2 separate regions of the Mus musculus genome follow, and region 2 is linked to region 1. Evidence: chromatin contacts called from ENCODE Hi-C or POLR2A ChIA-PET data. All regions are on one chromosome and are shown on one strand. The core of a region is the stretch at or near the end of the contact, and the rest is flanking DNA. Distances in the headings are between cores, read along the strand shown. Region 1 has its middle 26 kb from the start of Gm52263. Region 2 holds the start of 4632428C04Rik (RIKEN cDNA 4632428C04 gene).

Evidence for each region. Hi-C counts contacts between places; a loop is a spot of excess contacts on that map. ChIA-PET counts read pairs that join two places held with the same protein, here RNA polymerase II (POLR2A).
Region 2: a loop to region 1 is called in a map of Patski, with 2.2 times the contacts of the local background. The contact joins the promoter of 4632428C04Rik here to the enhancer-like site in region 1. A Hi-C loop is called at or near these places in 1 of 37 maps with a recorded cell type or tissue (Patski). POLR2A ChIA-PET finds 5 or more read pairs at or near these places in 1 of 5 experiments (Patski).

The regions. Positions count from the first base shown.
Region 1 is chr16:29,911,692-29,916,875 of GRCm38, forward strand. No RefSeq gene overlaps it. Among named protein-coding and RNA genes, the nearest start is that of Gm52263, 26 kb to the left of the region's middle. Within about 2 kb of position 3,785, at least 1 of the 3 ENCODE cell types and tissues checked has a DNase peak (open chromatin) inside an H3K27ac peak, as active enhancers do.
Region 2 is chr16:30,006,680-30,011,227 of GRCm38, forward strand. 4632428C04Rik (RIKEN cDNA 4632428C04 gene) reads left to right here and starts at 1,988. Exons shown (of 3, transcript NR_033631.1): 1 at 1,988-2,051.

The DNA of each region.
Region 1 (5,184 bases), core at 2,535-5,034:
AGGATTTAGTCCATCATGGGAGATAAGCAAGAGCCTGAGGCTCTGCTCACATTGTGTCCACAGTCAGGAAATGAGATTGGTGAGCACTTGTGCTTGGCTTCCTCTTTTTCATACAGTCAAAGATCCCAGCCTAAGGAATGGCACCGCCCACAGTGGACAAGTCTTCCTACCTCAATTAACCTAATCGAGTTAATCCACCACAGGCATGCACAGAAGCCCATCTCCCAGTGATTCTAGATCTGTCCAAGTAGACAGTTGAGATTAACAATCATAGGCATGTTGGGTAACCACGGAGACCAAGAGTCAGACCAGAGGCTACAGGCTGCCACCGGGTGTGTGGTGCAGTCATGTACTCAGTGAGCCTTGGGCATACTGGAGTCCCAACCTGCCTCATGAAATCTTCCCAGGGCATGTCCTTATAACTGAGCAGGGGTGTCCTGAAGACAGTCATGGTGAAGGGTTCAGACTTCTATGACCCCTCATGGGAGTTAAGATGCCCCTCCCTTCCTCCTCCTGCACCTGACTTGTACCCAGCTGTTCCTTGGCATCTAAACGCATTGGTACTCTCCTGTTCCCTTGTTTCTCTAAACCCTTACTTTTGTTCACATCACCCTTGCCTCCTTTGAAAGTGTTAGATGGTTATACCCATCTGAGAGGCCACCTGCTCAGCTGAGAAGGATGTGCCTAACCTGTCTCTACCCATGCTCTCAAGTCAAGCCTTGGCTGAGTGGCTGTGTTACCTTGATTGGCACCAGTGATGCCATGGAATGTCTTCACCCATGAGGAGATTCAGAAAGCCTGAAAGCAGGAAGTTGTCCCGTCAATCTGTTTGTCCTCAGTGTTTGTGCTAATAATGTCTGTCATCTGTCACATAGCCACTGTCCAGCTGTTGTGGAGTCATGGGGTAGCACAGAATTCTGTAGGGTCACTTTCATGATTTGTTTTCCTGAGGCCTCAAAATCTGAAGCTTGAAAAGAAGGGCACCAAGAAAATGTCTTTATGCTAGAGTCTGAAAGACAATAGTCAAAATAGTCAAACTACAGAAATGGACTGAGGACTTTATAATCATAGAAGATGGAGGGGGGAGGAGGAGAAAGAGGAGGGGGGAGGAGGAGAAGAAGAAGAAGAAGAAGAAGAAGAAGAAGAAGAAGAAGAAGAAGAAGGAGGAGGAGGAGGAGGAGGAGGAGGAGGAGGAGGAGGAGGAAGAGGAGGAGGAGGAGGAGGAAGAGGAGGAGGAAGAGGAGGAGGAGGAGGAGAAGGAGGAGGAGGAGGAGAAGGAGGAGAAGGGTGGAGAAGAGTGGAGGAGGAGGAGGAGGAGGAGGAGGAGGAGGAGAAGGAGAAGAAGAAGAAGAAGAAGAAGAAGAAGAAGAAGAAGAAGAAGAAGAAGAAGAAGAAGAAGAAGATGATGATGATGATGATGATGATGATTATGGCTGGAATCTACTACCGTATCCTCTCCTCTCCCCAAAGAACTAAATATATTTGGCTAATCCTGTTGGGCTACATATCTCTCCACAAAGCAGGCAACAGCCTGTTCCATGCAGCTCAAGGATTACAGATTTTAAAAGGAAAGAGAGGAAAGAGGTGAAGATTGATGTGAGAACATGGGAACTGAGCAGAGGTAGCATTCGGGAGGTAAAGAGAAGGCCCAGAGGCTTCATGATAAAAGTGCAGAATTGCAAGAGACCCCGCAGTTTTTGCTAGAGAGGAAGAATCAAGTCTATGGAGGTGCACTGTGTGCACAGGGTTTAGTACAAAATCAGGAGGCAGTACAAGAGAGCATCTTTGAGACATAAGGCTGAGTCAGTGAGCCTGTGTTGTGTTAGTCCTCTGGTGAGTTTCCAGCCCCTCCCCCACGAAAAAAAAAAAAAAGGACATGGCCCAAGATTTATAAAGAATATACCCAAAGCATTCTGTGCGCTTCTCAAGGCAGAAGGTAATTGTTACGAGCAAATCTACACAAACTCTTGTGCCAAGATCAACAAGTTAAAAATAAAATAGAAATAGGAAAAGAAAAAAGGGATACTCATCAGAAACCAGAATGGTCCTCCCCACTCCAGTACATCCAGAGGGAAGAGGAATGGACGAGCCGCAGGCATTCTCCTGTGGAGCTGGAGCCAGCAAGGCTGTCCTGAAAAATGCTTCCACCCCACACTGAGGAACCCCTGGAAACCGGTCAAGCCAATATTAGGTGGAAGTAGATGTTAACTCTGTAAAATTAAGTCCTCTAGGACTTGGAGATCTAGGCTCACTCCATATATCTCAGAATCACCTCCATGAGGTCTCGTCATATTGTTAGCCAGCCCCTGCCCCATCACTTCAGAGATCTTGATACAACTTTGCTACATCAGCCAAATGTTTTCCCTAGAGAGTAGAAGAAATGACAACAGGGAAGGTGAGCAAGACCTAACAGAATTAATGGTTCCTCTGGTACACAGAGATGAGTCTGATGTTCCAAACCAAACATCCCTGCTCCTGTGACCTTCTGTCATCTGTGTTCCTGTCGCTTGCTCTCCTGGCTAAGGTCCGGGAGATATCTATGGTCAGAATGAAGTTATGATAACCGGAACCAGTGTCATTCAAACTGACACCATATGGCAACAGTGCCGCTAAAGCTGGGTCCTCATGCACATAGACTGAAGTGTAACACTCTTGGACATATGGAAAGGGACTCCTGATGCTACCTGTCACCTTGTCCCCAAAGCCAACTGAAAACATTATGTTGCTCCTAATGCAAACACACAGTGGGCAGGGGATGGTAATCAAGCCCCAGCAGCTGTAGTCTCTCTCCAGAACCACCCTCTGTTCTCCCCCCCGACCCCCCCCCCGAAATTCTGATTCTGACTGGGATGAGATATAACTTCCTCAGAGCCTTTCCATCATCTGTAGTTCTCAGTATGGATGGCTCTTCACTCTCTGAAGGGAATCTGTATTCCAAAGACACTCATCATCCCCAACGCAGGAGGCTTTACAAGACTCCGTGGAAGTCTGGCTAAGAGGCACCGAGGAAGCAACATTACATGCTGGTTAACAGACTGAGGATCCCACTTAAGCAGGTCCCCCCAACTACATACAGTATGATGGCCTAATCCCTGGGCCTCCACAGCCCAGCCTACCATTCCCCTACTTCTCAGGAATTCCACTGGCATCTCAGAGTGCAGCCATGAACCAGATTCTTCAAAAAAGGCAAACAGTCTGGAGGAATTAGGAAGATGTAGCTGCATAAGAAATTGGCTCCTGAAGCTGCTCCCTGGCAGTGGTGGTGCACACCTTTAATCCCAGCACTCAGAAGGCAGAAACAGGCGAATCTCTGAGTTCCGGGCCAGCCGGGTCTACAGAGTGAGGGGGAAAAAGGCTCCTTTTATCACTGTAACATCGAACACTGCATGGAAGATTAAACAGGTCTGTTTACTGACATAAACGGGCCTGGCATTATTTAATTGTCTAGATGGGGAAACTGAGGCTCTGAGAAGAGAATGTAAATTATCCCCATTGATATAGTTAGCCAGAAGAGGGGTAGATTAGAATTAAAACCTCCAATTGCTGTCTGATGCTTTATAGTAGCATACTCGCAGTTATAGCCCACCACCACCCCTGCCTCAACTCCCAAGTTAACAGGGGTTCCAAACAGCCCTTGTCCTGTAGCTCTACCCCTGAACCCATGATGGCGCAGTGACATCCTGCAAATAAAGAGGCCCCAAAGAACAGACAACCACACCCTGGGACACTCCAGGCGCTGCTGACTCAGGAGGAGCATTCCCACGGGTGACCACAGCCTGCTCCAGGCTGTTGCCCAGGAGACAAAAGAATCAGCACAGAGCTGCCTGCCCTGCCCAGACTCTCAGGGCAATAGCTTTAGCCCAGAAGCTGGCAAGCGCTCACCACTTGGGTGTGACTCGGCGGGGTGCCCGGGCCGGCAAGCCTGTCCAGGTCTCCATTCCTAGTAACACACTCATGCGTGTGGGAGAAGAGTCATCAGCCCAGCTGCAGCCCAATCTCCGCAGCTGATTGGAACAGGGGATGTCAGAAATCTTCACCAGACCGAGCCTTTTTCTGTGAGGTTACTTGAATGTGAGCTTTAATGCCATTCTTTCGAAGAGTTAAACAGCAGGCTCATAGATGCATCCGTGTTCTAAACAAGCATGTCTTCTCATCCACACTAGGAATAGGTGCCATACTCCTCCACCCTGGGGAGACAGTCCTGTGGTCATTACTGAGCGCAGGTATGTGAAGCAAGATGGAAAGGCTCCAGAGAAGACCAAGCAGCCTCCCTTCAAATCCTACTCTTCTAGTTATTTGTTTACTCACTTATTTATTATGTACTTACTTGTTTGTTTTTGAGGCAGGGGTTTTCTGTGTAGCCATGACTGTCCTAGGAACTCACTCAGTAGAGTAAGCTGGCCTGGAACTCACAGAGATCCACCTGCCTCTGCCTCCTGAGTGCTGGGATCAAAGGCATGCACCACCATGACTTGGCCTGTTCTCCTTTCTAATAGCTGTCTGACCTTAGGTACAGAAGTTGGCATCATCATACCTAAGCTTGCTTGCTTGCTTCCTTCCTTCCTTCCTTCCCTCCCTCCTCTCTTCTCTCTTTATATTTTTTCTCTTATTTTCTTTTTGTTCTCACCCACTACTGTAGTAGAAGCTTATGCACAGAATATGGGAATACCAAGATCAGGGATATAACCTACATCATTTCAGAAAGAGACAATTATTGATCTTCCCTCTTTGTATTGAGAGCACCAGGTGCAATCAGCCAGGTCTGGTTCACCCTGACCCCAGGTGCAGAGCACATGCCTGTGCGAAGCCTGGAGTCTTCCAATAGCTGTTTCAGGCAGAGTTCAGGCAAAGACCCAGCAAAAGGGAGGTTGGCTTGGCCTGCCTGTCCCTTGTAACCTCTCTGCTTTCTCATCTGTGACTGGAGAATGCTAATACTCAACTCACTGAGTTACGATAGTTAATAAGATGGTGTTGTCAAGGTTTGGATAGTATGATGGACCTTCACTGACAACCAAATTGGATTAAGGACACTGGTAAGCCACATTCTCAGAGATGCCTATGAGAGCATCCAGAAGGGATTAATGGAAGGAAAAAAACCTGTCTTTAATGTGCATAGCACTGTCCCATAGGTCTGTGCCCTGGACTAAATAAAAAGAGAAAAAGGAGAAGGCCAGGTAAGTGCTG
Region 2 (4,548 bases), core at 738-3,237, 93 kb after region 1:
CTGCTGTGGACTGAACTCTCTCCTGAAAACACAAGTCAAAATCTAACCCCTAACGTAACAGTATTCGGAAGCAGATCTTTGTAGAAACCGTTTGAGGTCTTAAGAACAGTATCCCCCATCTAACAGGGCTAGTGTCCTTATAAAAAGGCATGATCGAGCCCTCTGCCATGGGAGGACACAGAGAAAGTAGCTGCTGTGGCGACAATTCTGGAATTTCAGATTCTTTAAATAACACAGAAATGTTATGAGAAAGTGTTCTTGTTTTAATCCCAGTGTGGGGCTGTGGGGCTGCTTCAGATTGTCTGCAGCAGCTGACGTGATTTCCTCGTGCCCTAACAGAGGCACAGTTTTGCCAGCTGCAGACAATTTCTGCAGTTGTGTGACCTCTGGAATTCTGGGAACTTTTCAGAGGGTATGTAAATGCTAGAGCCACAATAGGCAGGGTGGGTGGGGTTTTGGATGCAGTTTTCTCATACTCAGAGAAGAAACAAAAGGAAAGAATTAGATTCAAGGATCTCTGTCTCCCCTTTATCCTTTCCTTCTTATCTAGTGATAGGTAGTGAAAAGGGGGTGGAGGAATAAAGGATGGGAAAAAGAAGAATCCACAAAAAGCGAAGACTATCTACAAACTGCCTATAAGCCAAGGAAGAGGGACTTCAGGGGAATTGAGTCACCTGTGCCTTATTCTTTGACTTCAACATCCAGAACTGGGCGTCAGTCAATGTCTGCCGCCAGTCTATGGTATTTTAGCAATTGTATATGGATTAATGACAGGGATCTCTCACTGACCTTATCATTATGGGAACTTCATAGAGTGCACTTATACAAAGTAAGATGGGTAAGGTGTCACTAGATGACATACTCTTTTGAGAACCACTGCCATGATGCATCCTGTCGTTAACTGGAGTTTCATTATTCAAAGCTTATAGCGCACCAAATACCACCGAATGCATTCTTTTCCCCCTTTTTTTCTTTTCTTCTTCCTCCTCCCTCTCTTCTTCATTAGATTCCCCAATAGAAAGCAGAGGCTGGCCTCAAACTTGTGATCTTCTTGCTTCCTACGTGCTGGGATCATAGGCCTGTGGCACCACACCCTACTCAGATTTATGTTCTGCAGGTGAGGGGAGAGATTTGAGATGGCAAGATTAGCCTGACCGAGGTCACATGTCTGGGCAATGAGGTTCTGAACCTGTGATAAATGGTATTGACAAGTGTTCATGTGGGGGTGCACTCAATCTGCAGAGTGGCTGTCACATGCAGAATTCAGTGTTGTTCATGGGGGGGGGGGGGTACATAGAAGGGTAGCCCGTCTTTGAATAAGAAGTTGCAGGAGAGAGAAAGACTAGTTAGGCAGGCCATGACCGGTACAGAGCGGGGACAGAAATCAAGTGCATGGGGACTTCAGGAGAGGCAGCTGTTGAACTGGATTAGGTTAGCCTGGGAAGAACCACAGAAGTGAGACCTCATCGCCCACTGTGAAGAACAGGCAGGGAGAAAAAACAGAAACAGATCATGCTGGAGGAGAGCTGGGTACAGCAGAGACCCCACCCAGGTCCCGAGCCTCCTACGGGGGTGGCATACACACACACACACACACACACACCTCGACCCCTCAGAAAGCAGCAGAGGCTGATGCTAGGTGAAGACCCTGGATCCCTGGACCCCGAGGTTTGCCCCCACCCCCATCTGATTTCGTCCCAACTGCCCTGGAAGGCAGCGACACCACAAGGAGCCTTGGCTGAAGAGACACTTGGCCACGGAGTGGAGAGCCAGGCTCGGAACAAGGTGCACTGCGCTGTCTCCAGTCTTGCATGGCTGCCACCCAGAATGTGACTTTGCCTACATCTCCCTGCATGGCTAGGCATTGGAAACCTTGTCCCTGGCTGACTTCTGGACCCATGTGACTCTCATCCAATGACTAGAGGGGAGGCTGCCCCCGCGTTGAGGTGCAGGGCTCTTGCCTAGCTCTCCGGGGGAAGGGTCAGGCAGAGTGGAACCTCCTGTTCAGGGCTGGCAAGGTCCAGACTGGAGCTGTCACACAACCCCATGAGGTCAGTCCCCTGCATAGCCCTCAGTTCTCTGGCCCTTTCCCGGAAAGAGGTCACCGCCCAGGAGCTCTCAGAACAGGGGCTCTCTGTGTCTAAGGCCGGCCTGGTGGAGCAGGAGGATGCATAAGGCCAGCGGGGGCAAAAGAAGGGCGTGCTGGGCCACTCGCTGCGGGTGGCGCCGCAGCCCCGGGTCGCCGGCAGGGACCGGCGTGTGGGCGGAGAGGCGGCGCGCGCTCGGAAGTGGCCCCGGGCGGCCTCCCAGGCGGGCGGCTCCTGTTTCCCGGCTCCCGGGCGGGCGGGCGCGGGCCAGCTGCTGGGAGGTGAGCGGAGCAGCGTTTTCCCACAGTCTGGGGCGGTGACACATGGCGCTCACACATTCCACAGCCGGCGGCCGCGCCAGGCCTGGCGGTGAGTCAAGGCAGCGCGGGGAGCTGCCGAGAGCAGGTTCCGACTTTGGCACCCGGCGCGCCGCCTTCCCGCCTTGCCCAGCCCGGCGGGGGCGGAGGGGGGAGGGGGACGCCGGTTAACCCTTGGCTACCTAGGCGTACAGCAGCAGAGGCTCCGATGCTTGTCCATTGAGGGGGGACAGAGGGGTGGGGGATACATCACCACGGCGGATACCTACACACCCTGTGTTCCTTGTGCGTTCTTTGCTTTTTTTAGACCGGGGGGGGGGGGGGGGAGGGGGTATCTGTAATCCAAACTAGTCTGAATTCATTGTGGCTTCAAACTCCTGGTGATGCTCCTAGTTACAAAGCAGAAAACCAGAGAAGTTGCTCGTTAGAGACGGTGCCACTTCTGGCTTTTAGATTCAGACACGAACTGCCAGAAAGACTGGAGGGGTGAGGGGAAGGCTTTTATCGTTACTGTCCCTTCATCTAGAGTCTCGCTTCTGAGTCTGACCACTGTGGCCAGGCCCAGCTCCCGTGTGTTTATTGACTGGATCAAAAGTCTAGGTCGCAGTTCCTTCTGGCAGTCGTTGTACAGATAGAAGCAAACAGCTGGAAGCCTGCGCGGACAAATGCACACCCACATAACCACACACTTTAAAAAAGGCGGGGGACTGTGACTGTGGTGGGTGTTGTCCCCATGGGAAGGCTGAGCACTCCAACCTTGGCTTCCCTTGGGCGTGTGTGAACTCTACATGACTTCTGCAGCTGTTGCTGCGTGCATCCCCACCCCGATCTGCATCTACCTATTCTGAGACCACACAAGCCCGCAGCTTTCATCAGACTTGAAGGTCCCACAGACCAAGGTTCAAAGTTCGCGCTTTTTTTTTTTTTTTTTTTTTGAGTCAGGGTCTTACTAATGTAGCCTAGGTTGACCCTGAAACTTACAGGAGCGTGCCACCACACCCAGCACCTGGTTTATCATTAAAGAGACTTAGGTGAAACCATCTGCCAGAAGTTTGGGACCTGTAAATGTCACCTCGGTGTCTAGATGTAGTTCAGGTTATCCCACACACACAGCCTTTGCTCTCACTACCCCATAGCACTCACTTGTGAGCCCCCCCCCCCCCCCCGCCCCCGGACCTGCCCAATCGCCATTTGCATCTTCCACAGCTCAGATTCTGTAGACCCTGGTAGGACTTTTCGAACTCTTCTTGGTTGGGGAAATAAACCACCCCTGCCCTGTGACTCAGTCAGTTAAGTGCTCAGTTATGCTAGTGTGTCAAAGGACCAACCGAGATGTCCCCTCTGGAGATCCACAGTCAACGGGGTATATGCTAGGTCATTCAGCCAGCATGAAGCACGGCTCCAGAGGAGACACAGCAGACGCTGATGGCGCCAGTGGACACTGAGAGAAGCAGAGGAAGAGGAAGGTTACTCTGAAGTCCCATGATCTCCAGTTGGGGCTCTCAATCAAGCAATTAGAAAGTCTCCTAAGGAGTTAATTCTATCCTAGTGTGATAAAGGATGAATGGACCAGGTAGGGGTCCTGCCTCAGGGCTCTTGGTCTCATTGCCACCATGATTGGTCAGTTTTCACCCATCTGCAATGGTATAGAAGTGCTACCACACAGCCTACTCTGCTCCAGTTTGCCTCATTCCACACAGCTTGATGGTTTCAAGATGTGGCCACATTGCTGCACATTGTCTCAGGAGGTCATTCCTTTTCGTCCCTGAGTGGCATTCCATCCTGGGTCTAGTGCAGATCACTTCTCAGTCCTCTTGCCTTTAAGTCTGGGCCTCGAGAAACAGAGCTCATTCACACAGGGAGCTTTTGGAGATATATTTCTATTTCTCCTAAAAAATGCCCAGGAGTAGGGTTGTCGGGTCACATTACAGATGCATGGTGGGTAGAGATGAACGGGGACCAGCTAGCAAATGCCACCTGGGCCATCCCATCCCATCTCTGATTTCAGTGATGTTGTGCTGACATCTTTAAACTGGTTATTGTAGGAGAGTTTACAGCAGGAAGCAGTCGGTTCTAGTAATCAGGTTTGCTTTCCTTATGAACCGTCCACTGTTAAAACCATAACAAATACCACCTACTTGCTG